Linked DNA regions of Homo sapiens: region 1 is linked to region 2. A link is a loop called in an ENCODE intact Hi-C map of the cell type or tissue named here. Cell type or tissue: endothelial cell of umbilical vein. All regions are shown on one strand. Region 1 overlaps IQCJ-SCHIP1 (IQCJ-SCHIP1 readthrough). Region 2 overlaps IQCJ-SCHIP1 (IQCJ-SCHIP1 readthrough).

Region 1 (2,500 bases), 350 kb after region 2:
GGAGACCATACCTGGGATAGCAGCAGTCGGAGCATGAGGACTTCTAAGAAAGTGAAGAATGTGAGTGAACAGCAAACATGATTGAGTGCCGAGTATGCAGAGAGAGTAAATGTGCCCTCATTATATATTGCATAATCAAAAAGAGAGAAGAGAAACTTATAATTATCTTCTTTGAATCATCAAATATACATGTAATTTTTGATGCCAAAGTTTAGAACAATGAAGAATAATATACTTACAGAAATAGCATAAAGGTATTCAGTGAAAACAAGTCCACATGAAGATGCATGTTAAACTGCATTAAGAATAAAACCCCTTATTTCATCAGAGCACAAGCTCAGGAAAGTCCCTGTACTTTCTAGCAAATATGTAGCTCCCTTAGGATTTTGTTTTTTCACTTTAAAGCAGATAAAAGAATACTTTTAGTTTTCTCTCTTTTAACTTTCTAGCTCCATGGATAAAAGATTAATTCCCTAATGGGATTTCCCCATCATTTATTGTGTTAAAATGTCATGAACTGTTCTTCTCTTCAGTGTGCAAGTTCTCTAAGCAATTACCTTCATGTGTTTTTCACTGAAGGTAAGTTTGGCTTCAATCCAGAAAACTCTTTACTATCTATTACAAGGAGCTATTACAACCAGCCCAAACCATTAACTCCTTTAAAAAAAAAAAAAAGAAAAGTCAGTTCATCTGTTGTGAGGCTGAACTAACTGTGTAACTTTTAAAAATTGCCCATGCTGAGTCCACTTCTTCCCTTGTTCTTAGTTTCCAGGAGCCAAAGAAGAAAAGAAGCTCAGAGGCCACTCTTGTGTCCTGAATACTTTGCCTGCTGAGATCGCCCTCCTGGGCTTGCAGTTTGTCTTTTGGGAGATGTAGTTAAACACATCCTCCAGGGAGTGCCCTCAGCAGCTAGAGTGAGGTCCTGGAGAGTGGACTTTTCTCAGGAGAGGGATGTATGTGGTTAGGCAGGCGTGGTCACCTGTTCCTGAGAAAGGACAACTACTGGGGAGGACAGAAGGGTTGTCATTGGATCAGTGCCATGAGTCACCCAGACACATTTGCATGAAGATAACTCATGGTGATTTCATATTACAATTATGTTTAAAGTTTCTTTTGGATTATTTCCTCAGAGCTCTGCATCACTTTGCAAGTATGTGCATGATAAAATGCTTAAAATTCCTTGCACAGAAGACATTCTCAAAAGTTTTATTAATTGCTAAGCCAGTTTTGAGGTTTAATATATTTTTGCCAACATTCTTTAAAAATACAGTAGTGCTCCTTTATCTGTGGTTTTGCCTTCCATAATTCCAGTTACCTGCAGTCAACTAAAGCCCAAAACTGCATGAGTAGAGAAGGGTAAGATATTTTGGGGGGCACATTTACATAATTTTTATTACATATATTGTTATAATTATTCTATTTTATTGTTAATCTCTTACTGTGCCTAATTTCTAAATTCAACTTTATCATAGGAATGTATGTATATGAAATAACATAGTATATACGGGGTTCAGTACTATTCACAGCTTCAGTCAGCCACTGGGGGTCTTGGAACATATCCTCTGAGGATAAGGGAAGACTACTGTATATATTTCTCTTTGATATGTCATATTTTCCTGAATGATATAACTCTGTTGAATCAACATCTAATACATGATATTTTAAATCAGATATTAATAAAACTAAACATTCTCTTTATAGCTTCCTCCCTTCCCTTCATCAAGGACTTCTCTTGCTCCTCCAATCCAACTCATACCTGCTCAGTAAATGAATTGTCCCAAAGCACAGCACCAATTTTGCAACTTCCCTACTTCCAAAATGTTATACACATAAAAAAAAAAAACAGAAACAGCACAAGCATAACAGAAATGATAATTACAAAGAATGGTAAGGACAAACATATTCACCATAATTCTACACCAGGATATCACTTTATACATTTAACATGCATCATTAGCACAACTCACAATTACATCCTAATTTGTTTATAATGATCTTCAATTAGATGAGCTATTATTCTTGGAAATCTCCTTTTTAAATGAGGAAGTTGGAGCTAATTATAGGCATGGTCATCAGTAAACACATCCAGAATTTCTCACTATCTCTCATTTTTAAAATACCACGTATAAATGAATATATTTAATTTTTACAGAGACAAATGGCATATGCAAGCTTTTGTAATTTGAGAAAAAAATTCTTATAGTACAAAAATTCCAAATTATAATTATAGTAAGGGTTTTATTTTGCCACGCTAATTAGATAAACTTAATTTGATAAATACACACCATGTGAACACAATGTTATGTTTTTAACAACCCTTCCTGATATTGTGTGCTTCTATAAAATCCTTTATTAAAAATCATGATCTTTAAAATTTTCTGCATATTTTTATGAGGATACACACTTATTTATGATGTGTGTATGTGACTACATGTGACTTTCTCACTCTTTGATACTTCTAAAGTCAGGTCAGGGTGACCAAGAGGTTTGGGAAGAAAAA
Region 2 (2,500 bases):
CCAGAACTCGCCTTCAGCTCCCAGATTGAGAAATCCTCTCTGTCCTTTGGTGCCCTCCACAGCTAATGGCAGTTAACTTCTAATATTGGGTTTGTGCAAAGTTTCTCCAATCCTGAAAGCTGCCACATTTCACGCTTGAATTACAAGTCAATTAAGAGCAAAACAAAACAAAAACCTATTCTTTCTTGTCTTGAGTCATTCTATATTATAATTACCATGTTGTTGCCTTTCCTCTCTCTTCCTAACCCAAATCATGAAGCACAGGAGAAGTCCTGTTACCTGCCACATACAGACCAAAGAAGAACCCATTCTAACACAGCTTTGCCTACTGCTCAAAGAATTCACAGTAGCAATGTTGATCTGCTTATAATAAAAAATTCTGCTTTCTCTACTGACCAGATAGTGGGTATTCCACAACACAAAAGCAGCTGCTTAGATGTGTATTTGGGGTTGTTGGAATATTTTCCCATTCGTATAACATGCAGCTTCAAAACACAATTGATTGCTTAGTTGTCCTATTAGGAATACAATTGGCCAGGCGCGGTGGCTCACGCCTGTAATCCAGTACTTTGGGAGGCCGAGGCGGGTGGATCACCTGAGGTCAGGAGTTTGACACTAGCCTGGCCAACTTGGTGAAACTCCATCTGTACTAAAAATACAAAAATTAGCTGGGTGTGGGTGGCAGGCACCTCTAGTCCCAGCTACTCGGGACGCTGAGGCAGGAGAATTGCTCGAACCTGGGAGGCGGAGGTTGCAGTGAGCCGAGATCGCTCCACTGCATTCCAGCCTGGGTGACAGAGCGAGACTCCCTCTCAAAAAAAAAAAAAAAAAAGGAGTACAATTAAGCTGGTAGAGCTGATATTTATAAGAGAAAGCCATGGCTATGGAAGGGGAGAGGAAAGGAGAGCTGAACAACAGTTGGGTCTTTCGTTTACTCATACAAGTGTTTACTAAGCATGCAGGAGTTCAAGGTGAGGAGCTGGGTGTTTTGCACTTAGGCCCCACCCTCAAAAAGCACACCCTCTGTCTAGAGAGAAAGACACACTGTGGATGACAATTTACAGGTGTGAAAAGGACTACAGAGAGTGTTCTGAGGTTGCTGATCAGCAAGGTGAGGGAGGCCTAAGTCTTACAGTGTCTTTGGAAGACTTTCAATTAAACTCACTTACTCATTAAAGTACTTCTAAAGGTTTTAATTTGCTTACAACCTCCTTGTGTGTGTGAGTGTGTCACAGCCGCTGTGATTCTCATGAGAGGTAAACCCATGCCTCTGGATTCTAGAGCCGATGCTTTCCTCAGACACTAGGGGTCAGCAGCTTCCAAGAGTTGTGAGTCAGGCTAGGAGCCCCAGTTCCTTGGGTGCTGCTAGGAGTGGGTTGGAGCTGATTCTCAGAACAGCAGGAGTCTAATAGGCACTGTAGTTGCTCTTCCAACACCACTCTCCTTCTTTTAGTAACTACCTTAACTTTTATTTGAGCACCTTCAATTCCTCCTGCAAAGCCCAGGTGCTTGGGGGAAGTTGATCAGGTGGTAGGGCTTGTGGCTCATTATCCCATCCCCTGGCTCCACTTACGGGTTCAAGGATAAACACCACACCCTATTTGGGCCAATGAGATTGAGGAGAAATCTGCTGAGGATGACTGGGAAAATAGTTCCTGGCTCTTTTGAGAGAGTTCTTGGAAGTGACCATTTCTTTTTCTCCCTCTCCCTAGACAGTGATGAATAAACTCAAAGGAAAGGAAAATCATTTGGCAACCGGAAGGTGTGGGAGGATAGCTGTAAATGAAACTGACGGCAAAAAACAGAGCAGAGAAGTTTAAAGAAAAAAAATAACAGCATTCCTGGTGATGCCCCATTGGGCCAATGAAACAAACACATTCTGAAGCCTTTCCTAACCAGGAGCCAACCAATCTCATCACTGTGAAGCCAGGTTAGTTTGGTTTTCCATGATTTTCATCTGACTGAAGGCATCTCAAGTATACACCGAGGGGACAAAGGCAAGCTTTGGAAAATGTGGTAGCAAGTGATCTGCAAGCTACTATTTAATAAACTTTATGCCAGCTCACCCTACCCTGCAGACATCACAGCAGCAAATAAATGAGAGGGAGGGGACCCAGAATGCTTAACTGGGGAAGAAAAACTGAGGAAGACATTGTATACTCATGGCCTGCCTCTTTTCCAGTTGGCTGAGAAGCCCTTTTTATTAATTTGTTCCATTTCCTTACCATGTCCTTAGCAGTGGAGATATATTTTTTGGAAATGTATTGATCACAATTATATTTCCTTACACTGGGAGGACAAGGAGGCTCCCTGCAACAGACCTTTGAAAGTAATGAACTGACAGAGAGAACAGGCCTCCAGTTCCAGCTCTCTGCTACCAATCTCCCTCACCTGCTCAGCCCAAATCAGTCTCTAAATACTCAGAGCTCTAAAAGAGTGGGATTTCCTATAGTTCATTGTGGGGTTTTACCTCTAACTCAGTAAAGAATCACTGAGAGGG

Evidence for each region. Peaks named below come from ENCODE experiments on the same cell type or tissue, not always from the same donor. Only the 100,000 strongest peaks of a DNase experiment are listed, where the experiment ranks them.
Region 1: it touches region 2 in a loop (3-fold over the local background); 4 of 110 quality-filtered maps call a loop at or near these places.

The regions. Positions count from the first base shown.
Region 1 is chr3:159,456,740-159,459,239 of GRCh38, reverse strand. The region is part of intron 4 of IQCJ-SCHIP1 (IQCJ-SCHIP1 readthrough); the gene reads right to left. All of the region lies in intron 1 of SCHIP1 (schwannomin interacting protein 1), which reads right to left. Among named protein-coding and RNA genes, the nearest start is that of MIR3919, 180 kb to the right of the region's middle. In endothelial cell of umbilical vein, no CTCF peak of the experiment used is centred here; a DNase peak (open chromatin) is centred at 1,019.
Region 2 is chr3:159,804,141-159,806,640 of GRCh38, reverse strand. All of the region lies in intron 4 of IQCJ-SCHIP1 (IQCJ-SCHIP1 readthrough), which reads right to left. The region is part of intron 2 of SCHIP1 (schwannomin interacting protein 1); the gene reads right to left. LOC101928351 (a long non-coding RNA gene) reads left to right here. Exons shown (of 4, transcript XR_007096144.1): 2 at 1,713-1,930. Among named protein-coding and RNA genes, the nearest start is that of IQCJ-SCHIP1-AS1, 37 kb to the right of the region's middle. In endothelial cell of umbilical vein, a CTCF peak has its summit at 1,291 (motif pointing right); a DNase peak (open chromatin) is centred at 1,340; H3K27ac peaks cover 251 bases.